Linked DNA regions of Homo sapiens: region 2 is linked to region 1. Evidence: read pairs that join two places in POLR2A ChIA-PET (ENCODE). Cell type or tissue: MCF 10A. All regions are shown on one strand. Each heading gives the region's core, and the rest is flanking DNA. Links, peaks and the distances in the headings are about the cores only. Region 1 overlaps PPP1R9A (protein phosphatase 1 regulatory subunit 9A). Region 2 has its middle 42 kb from the start of PEG10.

Region 1 (5,390 bases), core at 184-5,183:
CACATAGTGATAAGAATTTTGATTAGGTTTCAGAGTCGCGATTGACCCTAGAATCCAGCAGCCTCAGTATCATAATCGATCCTACCTTCTTGCACATAAAAGCCTGAGCTCAGAAAGGCCCAGTGAGTTGGCCAAGCCCACAGCGTGTGGCAGCACAAGTTCTCATTGACCGCTGCCTTACATGTGGGCCCCATGCAGTTTCCCCTCAATATTCTTTCCTACTGCAGTCCTAGCTAGGTTGGCTTTTTCTTTTCTAAGCTAGGAGTTTAAGTATGGAAATAATGATATTATCCTTATGAAATGCTTTAACTTGTCAAAAGTGTCTCTGTAACTTGTAGGTGTTGTAAATCTGCGGTCTTATTTCTACTTACTTGTAAGGAAGTCATATTCCTGACTACCTTGTCAAATACCAAAAAGTTCAGTTTTGCAGCCAGAGAATATCCTGTTTGAAAGACTTTGTGATGACTCATTTTATGGGTCAACGTTGGTAGGCCACAGTACCCAGATATGTGGGTAAACATTATTCTAGAGTCTATGAAGTATCTTTTAGATGAGATGAACATTTAAAGCAGTGGGCTAAAGCAGATTACCTTCCTTAACGTGGATTGGCCTCATCAAATTCATTGAAGACCTTCATAGAAGAAGACTGACTTCCATCAGAGAAGAGGGGATTCTGCCAGCAGACTGTCTTTGGACTTGAACTGCAACATTAGTTCTTTCCTGGGTCTCTGGCCTGCAGGCCTACCCTGCAGATTTTGGATTTGCTAGTCCCTACTGTCATATGAGACAATTCCTTAAAATCAATTTTAATATAAATATATATAGTATGTATAAAAAAAACACATATAAAGATATTAATTCTATTTTTCTGGAAAACCTTGACAAACGTAGGCTTCCTTGTGTTGCCGTTTGAACTAGCATGCTCTCTACCTCCCATTATATAGAGTATGTTTGGTTTTTTTTCACTTCTTTTTTTTTTTTTTTTTTGAGACAGTCTCGCTCTGTTGCCCAGGCTGGAGTCTGGAGTGCAGTGGTGCGATCTTGGCTCACTGCAAGCTCCGCCTCCTGGGTTCATGCCATTCTCCCGCCTCAGCCTCCTGAGTAGCTGGGACTACAGGCACCTGCCATCACGCCCAGCTAATTTTTTTGTATTTTTAGTAGAGACGGGGTTTCACCGTGTTAGCCAGGTTGGTCTAGATCTCCTGACCTGGTGATCCGCCTGCCTCGGCCTCCCAAAGTGCTGGGATTACAGGCGTGAGCCCCCACGCCCAGCCCAACTTCTTGTTCTTTAGTAATCCATTAAAACACTAGGCTTACAATTAGTGAAATGTACTTTTTGTCCTAATAGACTTTGTCTTATATATAGCATGTGTATTGTCCTCTGAACTTCTCGTGTAAAAATATGAAAAACCGTGGGAACTCTCTTTACCCTTTTCTGCCTTACTCCCTAGATTGGTTGGTAAAGAGATAATTTGTGTAAAGTGCTATATTGTCTATAATTTAAAGTACTTTGGCATATATAACATAATATTTATGGGAGTAACTTTGTTTTAGGACCCTTTAGTTAATTTTCTAGGTATTTCAATCATGAATCCACACACTAGGATTAGTAAGTTATTATTTGAAAGACACTGATTAGAAGCCTGCACCCAGATATTGGTACTTTAAATCTACACAAGACAATGTATTAACGTTAAGTATGCTACAAATAATTGGTGAAATGAATGATGTTGAAGATACAGGGGTTAGCCTTAGAAATATTTTATGTAACTAGACTTTGGGTCAGGCGAGGCTTGCAGATTAACAGCTTTTGGAGTAATAACCTAACTAGTACTCCATTTGATCCTGTTTTGTGGTATGTAGGATTCTGGTGAGTGATCCACTTAGAAGGTTAAATGTATCCTACTGTAGAATGTAGTTGCAACTGCTTTAAGTAAACCTTTCACACAGGCTACTTTTCAAAATGACTTTTAAGGACAGAAATCTGGGATTTTAGAGTTTTATGAGATAGGCCTATGAGTCTGTTTTTTGCACCTTCCAGTTAAGCAATGTTTTTACATGAGCAGAATTTAGTTTGAAATTTCTTTTCATTGTAACATACTCCTTATGTTAAAAGCTTGCAGAGGAGTAGACTAAAGCCCTCAGCTGTTTACATCTTTGGAGACTACCAGTGTTTACCCTAAATTGTCTGATGATTATAAACTCCAGTTTGGCTTACTTCATTTTGCAGCAAGCACCTAACATACTCCCGGGCACACACTGGACAATCAATACACTAGATAATTCTACCTATTGTCGATCAGTGAACTAACCTTAATTTGGGGGAAGAAAAGGAAAGTTGAGATTATACATTGCTCTAAAGCTATTAGAATCCTCCTTTGTGAGGCTTGCCAGGTTGGTTTTTGGAATGTTAATATGTGGCTATCTTCTCCAGGCTTATTGTTAGTTTCAATTTAGAGCTTATTTTGCAGAGCCACTGAAATCATGTGAAGGTGAGTCAGGGTTCTGCCAAGGAAGCTTGTGATGAGTGTAACCTGTTTGTGGAAGCATGTGAATGTTTGGCTTATCTCCAGGAGCACACTTTGCTAGCCATCATCTGAAACTCAGCATGCTAGGACCTGGAACATTTTTCATCTTTGATGTGTCAGGAAGATTTTACAGAACCTGGACCATAGCCTGAACTGAGACCGTGTGGAAGCATTGTGGGAGATTCCTTCCAGTCAGTATTTATAGAATATGCTGAATTTATTTAGACCTGCATTGATTAAAGAAAATGTGTCATAAAGAAGTGAAGGAAATAAGTTTTTTTCTTATTGTTGAAAATGTATTGCTGCTGTTTTGAAAAAGTGTTGTGGTTCAAACTACTGAAAATGTATATAAGATAATGATTCTAGTTGAAATCTTAAAATAAGCTAATTTTTACTTTATTTGCTTTTCATAGCCTTGGGTTGTTCGTTCAGAAATGTCCTTGCTAACCGTGTTTGTAAACTTGTTACCCCTGAAAGCCTGTCTCTGCTGTGAAGCAGTGGATGAGGTCTTGTTTTGTTTCCTTTGATCGAGAAACCAGAATATCACTTATTGGCTCTGAAACAAGAAGTCTTAAATTTAAACATCTTTTGTTTACTTTTCTCAGTGAAATAAAACAGGAACAATGTGAAGGTAGCTTGAACTACAAAAATACATATATCTTGTTGGTGTTGAACATTAGGACTCAGAATGCTGTTGGCCTTTAGAGTTTTTTGTGTTGCTGGAATACCAGGAGGAGTCATGCTCTGATTATTATCTGATTAATTATCCATTTTTTTGTAGAGCAATTAAGGTTAATAAAAATAATAGAACTATTGTAAGAAAATGGAAAGAATCAAGATCATGTAGATGAAAGGGCTTCCTGGTCAGAGAAAACACAGAAAGCCTGGCAGGCCATGAGCCATTGTGTAATGACAGTGCATTGCTCTAGACATAGGTGGGGATTTTGGCAGCCTAATCTATGTTCTAATACTAAGTCAGTTATGCAGATTTTTGCTTAAAGGGCATTAAACATCCTAGTGGGTGATATATTCAAAACATGTTTATGAAAGAGAGTATGAGGCTGGGCTCATGCCTATAATCCCAGTACTTTGGGAGACCAAGGTGGAAGGATCGTTTGAGGCCAAGAGATCAAGACCAGCCTGTGCAATATGGTGAGACCCCAATCTCTATTAAAAATGTTTTTAAATTTAATTTAAAAAAAGAGAGTATGATATGGGTAGTAGGTATCAGGGGAAATATTATCCCTCATATTACCCTGAGAAAGCTTTTCCTCTCCCCTCATTGAACCAAGCATAATTACATGGACTATTTCATTTTATTTTCCTAATACTCTTATGGGGATAGGCATTATTATAAAAACCATTTTGTAAATAAGGAGACTGCGCCTTAGCATGGTTTTACAACTTGGCAAGTGCTACATAGCTAGGGAATTTAGGGGGCTTTAAATTAGGTTAAAATTGGGACCATACCAATTGGGGATCGTATGAATTGGGAATATCTTTCTCTTTATCTGCAGCATGCTCTTCAGCTTAACGATGTATGTATCTTGGGGTCTTCCATGTCAGTAGAGAGATATACATCTCTTCAATCACTGCATTGAATTACATATTTGTATATATCATGATTTAGCAAGCCATTTTCTCTACTGGTGGACAATTAGGCAATTTCCTGCTTTGGGCTATTACAGATAGTGCTGTAATGAACTTCTTTTGAAATACATCTTTGTACACATTTGCAAGTATTTCTGTAAACACTTAAATGTGACATGATTATGTAAAAGACATTTACATTTAAAATATTGATAACTACTTTCTAGTTATGCTTTCCTCTTCAAAAGTATCCTTTTTTTCTATATCCTCACAAACACTGGATGTTGTAGTCTTTTTTTTGTTTGTTTTTTTGAGTCTTATTATGTCACCCAGGCTTGAGTGCAATGGCATGATTTTAGCTCACTGCAACCTCTGCCTCCCAGGTTCAAGCAATTCTGCCACAGCCTCCCGAGGTGCACGCCACCACGCCCAGTTAATTGTTGTATTTTTAGTAGAGATGGGGTTTCGCCATGTTGGCCAGACTGGTTTCAAGCCCCTGACCTCAAGTGATCGGCCCTCCTAGATCTCACAAAATGCTGGGATTACAGGCATGAGCCACTGTGTCCTGCCTGGATGTGGTAGTCTTTAAAAAAAATCTATTCTTATGGATGAATGCATAGTATCTCCTTGTTTTAATTTGCATTTGCTTAATTTTTAATAAAGCTGAACATCTTTATATCATTAATTGGACATTAGTATTTCTTCTTTGTTCAATTCTCAATTTCCTTTACCTACTTATACATGCAATTGTTTGAGTTGATAAAGCCCTTTATATATTAGGAATATTCATGTTTCATCTTAATATTTGGTCATACTTTCTGCTAATCTGTGACTTTTCTTCTAACTTCATTATGGTATATTTTATTGCCTAGAAGTTTTTGGGCTTTATTTTTAATCAAATTATTTATTTCCTTTAGAACTTCTAGGATCTGTGAATTTCTTTCTAACCTGTTAGCTAAACATTGTCCCAAATTTTCTTTTGGCACTTTTTATATATGTATATATTTTTGTTCTGAATTGTATTTTTCTTTGTGATATAAATAGGAATGTTTTTCAGATAGGTATCTAATTCTTTTCATAATTTATTAAATAGACCACTCTAATTTGAATAGAAAAGGAGTGGAACAGAATAGAATATAAAAATGGATCTATCCCAGAGCTCAAACTATATTGCCTTAATAAGCGAAGTTTTATTATGTGTTTTGATATCCACTAGGGCCTGATTCTACCCTTATTCTTTTTCAAACTGCTTGTTAGTTTTCACGAAAAATG
Region 2 (5,390 bases), core at 211-5,210, 410 kb before region 1:
CAAGCCTTTTCTATGTCTTTTCCAATGCTGTCTGGAATCAATTTGTTGACGACTTCTTTCAAGTCATTTGTCTGCACCTCTCAGGTCATGATTTCCATCATCTTCTTTTGGATTTGGCGGACCTGTTGGTGCTGAGCATAAGAGGTCTTCTGTATCTGATTGTTGTGTTTTTTAGTAAAACCAACACAGAACAGATGAAGCAAGTAACCATCGGTAGTCTTGACATCAATGTGAGCTTCAATCTTGTCTGCCATTTTTTGACCATGGAACACATTTTGTCATGGGTAAGATCCATGCCATGAAAGTTAGTCAGGCAGTTTTTGCCCCGAACATCTTCAGTAATCAGCTTGAATTTTCTAAATGCAACTTCATCATTCTGCAAATCAGCAAGACTCACTTCAAACACATGACCCTTGAGACCATCAGATGCAATTTTGGTTCCTTGGGTCCTGGTGATGGCGTCTTTCCAATATTTCTTATATTGAACATAGCAAGTGCTTTCACATCATACCAATCTTTCTTAGAAAATTGATCAATCACTTTCTTCTTGGCTCCCTTTTTGCTGCCTTTCATAAAGCACTTGTTCTTGCCAACTGCCATGGTGCTGGTCAGAGCCAAAAGGCTTTTTAATTTTTTTTTAGACAGAGTCTTATTGTCTGCAGTACAGTGGCACAATCATGGCTCACGGTAGCCTCAACTTTCTGAGCTTAAGTGATCCTCCCACTTCAGCCTCCTAAGTAGCTGGGACCACAGGCACACACCAATATGCCTGGCTGATTTTCAAATATTTTACAGAGACATGGTCTCCCTATGTTCCCCAAGCTGGTCTTGCACTTCTGGGCTCAAGGAATCCTCCCACCTTGGCCCTCCTAAAGTGCCGCTTTCTTTTCTTTTTATTAGTGTTAGCATAGTCCATCTTTCTTATTATTTTAGTTTTACTCTGTGTCTTCATATTTAAGGTGGCTTTCTGGTAAGCAGTGTTTAGTTGGGTTTTGATATTTTATCCGCTCTGACATATCTGTCTTTTAATTGGTGCATTTAGACCATTCACATTTTAAATGGTTACTGATATAGTTTGGCTAACATCTACCTTGTTTATAATTGTTTTCTATTTATTCCACTTATTTTTTGTTCCTTTCTCTTCCCTCTTTTTCTGTCTTGCCTGGTTTTAATTGAGCATTTTATAATTCTCCATTATCTCATCCTTTAGCATATTAATTATACTTCTTTGTAAAAATAATTGAGTAAGGACTGCCCTAGAGTTTTCAATATTAATTTTTAACTAATCAAATTTACCTTTAAATAGCAAGAGAGATGGGGAAGACAACTTTCTGGCCTTTATCTTGGTGAGACTCATGAGAAATTTTTCAAACATAGTAAGGATGTTCAAAATTGCTGAGCAGCCACAAAGAACACAAAATCTACTACATATTTTTCTTAACTACTTTTTCTCCTATTTTTCACCTCCTTGCTTAGTTCCTAAAACAGTTAATTTCTTTCTACTTTGTCTTCCAGTCATTAAGTCATTCTACAAATACGTCATTTATCTTCAGTCCAACCATTGAGTTCTTTTTCAAAAATATCCTTGTGTCATGTTTTTGATTTCTAAGAATGCTCTCTTTTTCTGATAGTTCCATTTTTTGTATGCAATAACCTTTCAAATCTATTTGGAAGTATTAATTACAAATTATTTAAGGAATATGTTTCTTTTTTCTCTGTATTTTTGTATTCATTTTAGTGTCCCTCACTAAAATTTGCTCTTGGTTTTCCTCAAAATGTCTGGCAAATTTTGTATTCACATTTATAAATGAAAGACTTGCCTCACCATTGTGGGTGTCATGGGGCTCCCTGGCCATTTTCAAGCCTTCTTTACTATAGAGAACTACCCCTTGAAAGAGAGTTGTAACTTTAGAGCTCCATAAGTGTGACAGGGAAAAACTTACAGGAATGCTTCTTGCCAGGAAAAAAAAGGGCAGCTGTTTTTGAAAGGCCCATAGATAAAAAGCAAAGAGATAATCTACAGACTTTCCTCAAATGGTGAAATAAGAAAAGTGTGAGTGTGGCCCAACTCTTAGCATGGAGCTGCAATGTCCTTGTCATTTTCTTGATGTCCATTCTAACGGTCAAATTTTACCTTTTTGCCTTACTCCAGTTCAGGAGTTCATGCTAAGGCTTCATTTTCTGAGTCAAAAATTCTACTTTATTTAATTCTTCTAACATGATTTAGCCTGCAGGCTAAAGAATAGTCAAGTTGGGACTGGCCCAACTGTTGCACAATTCTTCAGTGAATTGACTCACTATTTGACCCATGACCAGCTCCCATTACTAACCCTGCTGACTCAATGCTTTGCATTTCACTATGGTTTCTAGCACTAATCCTGCTAACTACTGTATGTTTTTAAGAAATTTCTCCAATTTTAAGTATAATAATGACACTGCTTTGTCTCCAGTGCTGCTATAGATTTTTTTATTCATGAATCACTTCTGTTTTTCAAGGTGATTTTATGAATAAAAGGAAATACTGTATCATCTTGTTTGGTGACAACATTTGTCTTTTTCTACCACACAATGGGTGAATAATCCACTGGGTAAAATGGTAATTTTCAGGCTAGCTGAGACTAAATAAAATAAACAATGATGCATTGCTGTGATCAAAAACTCAGCTTTTTCATTGGTATATTTGGAATCTGTGTTTGTGCAAATGAATCCTTAGGCATAGGCATTTTTACCATGATACTTTAAAAATGCAAATTATTATGTGATGTTTGTACAATTCATTTCAGTACTTCTGCTTAGAAATTGTTTTCTTAGCCCTTTTCTGAATGAGATATATGTTCATTAACATTAAAACATACATTAACATAAACATATATTTTCATATGAAGATAAAAATATTAATGTGGTTATTCCAGAAGGTAGAATTTAGAGCGATGTTGATATTTTTGCTTTTAGATTGTGTTTTCTAAATTTTCTACAATAAACATGTACGTAACTTGAAGGAGGACTTTTAAAAATAAATGTATTTGCTTTTTTTTTTCGGTTTGCTAGACAAATATTATACCATGCCCACGGCTACCAAGAGAAGTAGTCACAAAGAGCAGCAAATTTAAGAAGCAAAAATTTAAAAAGCATAAACAGCCTTATGTATACTGATTGCATAAAGATTTCTGTGTGTATACCATTGTATAGAATGCAAGTTTAAAACTGCATGTATTATTTCTTCTGTGCTGTTTCCTGCCAGCTGTTGACCTTGAAAACAACATATTATTGAGATGACTCATGAGAACCAGTGTGAAATAGGACATTTTACTGCTAGAAGTTCTCCTTCTCCTCAGACTGTAGTTTGGCAGTACTGTATAAAGGCAGAACAAAGTTGTAAAAGCTGAGATTAGAAATTAGTCGTGTTAGCACACCTTAACCATAATTTTGTTAGGATGTGCAACAAAAGAATCAATGTTAACTATTTACTCAACAGTAACATTTATTATGCAGAAGAAATATGTGTTCACGCCTTATGAAATCTCTTCTAAGTCTTCCGAAGCCTAACATGGCAAATATAGAGTTTAGTGGACTCCATTATAATTTGGCTTACAACCCACATGTCTCGAATTTCCCCATAAATTGTATGAAAATAATATGCATAAAATTATTTTATGAAAATATAACATTAGCATTTTCCTTTTAAAATATCTGGGACTCATCCAATAAAGGTTCCTGTGATGTCAGGGACAGATGACCCTAAATGTAGAAGTGACATTATGAGGCATTTGCAAAACCTGGGCAAAATCAAGAGTACAAAATATTAACATTTTTACTTGCTATGAAAAAAATAGGCAAAATTTGAAAGTGTGGCAAAAAGTTGGGTACCATATCCCTTCAATGTCATACTAGGGTGACAGCAACCTAATTATTATCTAGGGAAGTGGGTCTGAAACTTCAGTGTGCATTCAAAATCATCTAAATAACTTACTAAATCATAGGTTGTTGGGTCCCACTCAGAGCTCCTGATTCTGTAAATCTGGCAAAAGGGCCTGAGAATATTAATTTCTAACAAATTTCCAGGTGAGACAGATTCAGGAATTTCTAATCCAGGAATTATAATTTCAGAATCACTGATACAGAAGAAGATACCTACTTAGATTACTGTACATTATTCATCTGCATTTCTAGGTATCAGTTTATAGACTTCTGTTCAGTAGAAATGGAAATAATTTCTGTACAGAGTAACAGATAATTCTAAATATTATTGCCCTATAAGACATTACCAGTTTTGTATCTTACCCAACTATCTTAACTGAATATGTCTGTGTGTGTGTGTGCACACAAGTGCATACATGCATGCATAATAGTTTCTCAATTGCTTCTTGAACTGGTTTTAATACCTCACTGGTTCCCTCACACATGTGAGTTCAATAACATTTTTTACACTTGTTTATATTATATTTGTATGAGAGAAATAATTTTACTTTTGTGAAAATTATACTTTAACACATTTGAATGAATGGTTGTTGACTGAATTTTGGTACTTTTGGATTTTATTATATAATTGTAATCTAGTATTGTACACAGAGCATTAAGGTAACTCTTTTAAATAGAAAGGTACATCTTTTGTGAAATTCATGAAATTACTTTGAAATTTCTTACATTATTTCAGTAGATTTCCTTTTCTTGCCTCAGACTTAACGTGCTTCAATGTTTTCTTGAAACTCTCAAGACGTTGTGTCATAAGATGGTTACTATTAATCAGAAATAATTTTCTCTTCATTTTTATTTTCATTAAAGTACCTCTCAGAGTCCTTTTTATGTTAACATGCAGAAATATACCACATGACTATCTTCTTCATCAAAATTGGGTAGCATCCATATTGGGTAGTATAAAAAACATATTTTAGCATAGAGAAATAATAACAGAACATGGAAGTCAGAAGTATATCTGTGTTTCCAGGGATTACATAAATGGCACGGGCCTTCATAGCTACAAGTTTAACTCCCAATTTATTACTAATTTCCCATGAGTCTTGGAGAATCACTATGCTTTTCATTCTTTTGCATCATTGTTTGCCAAGTATTATAATATTTGCAGGGATATAATTTAGTTAGATTGTAAGCTATTTTTATAAATTAGATGGTCTAGTAAAAAATGTAGTATTAATTAATATAAATATTCAAAACCACAATGAAATATTATTTCACATACATTAGGATGGCTACCACCAAAACAAAAACAAAAACGAGCGTTAGAAGGGATGTGGAGAAATTGGAATCCTTGCACACAGTTGATGGGAATGCAAAATCATGCAGCCACTATGGAAAAGAGTATGGCAGTTTCTCAAAAAATAAAAACATAGAATTACCATGTGATCCAGCAATCCCTGTCTGTGTACATATAC

What was found. Peaks named below come from ENCODE experiments on the same cell type or tissue, not always from the same donor. Only the 100,000 strongest peaks of a DNase experiment are listed, where the experiment ranks them.
Region 2: POLR2A ChIA-PET joins it to region 1 with 5 read pairs; 2 of 35 experiments call an interaction of 5 or more read pairs at or near these places.

Annotation. Positions count from the first base shown.
Region 1 is chr7:95,102,394-95,107,783 of GRCh38, forward strand. The region is part of intron 2 of PPP1R9A (protein phosphatase 1 regulatory subunit 9A); the gene reads left to right. All of the region lies in intron 3 of PPP1R9A-AS1 (PPP1R9A antisense RNA 1), which reads right to left. Among named protein-coding and RNA genes, the nearest start is that of PPP1R9A-AS1, 110 kb to the right of the region's middle. In MCF 10A, for the core only: no CTCF peak of the experiment used is centred there; a DNase peak (open chromatin) is centred at 2,538.
Region 2 is chr7:94,695,218-94,700,607 of GRCh38, forward strand. It overlaps the pseudogene RPS3AP25. Among named protein-coding and RNA genes, the nearest start is that of PEG10, 42 kb to the left of the region's middle. In MCF 10A, for the core only: no CTCF peak of the experiment used is centred there; DNase peaks (open chromatin) are centred at 2,294 and 3,274.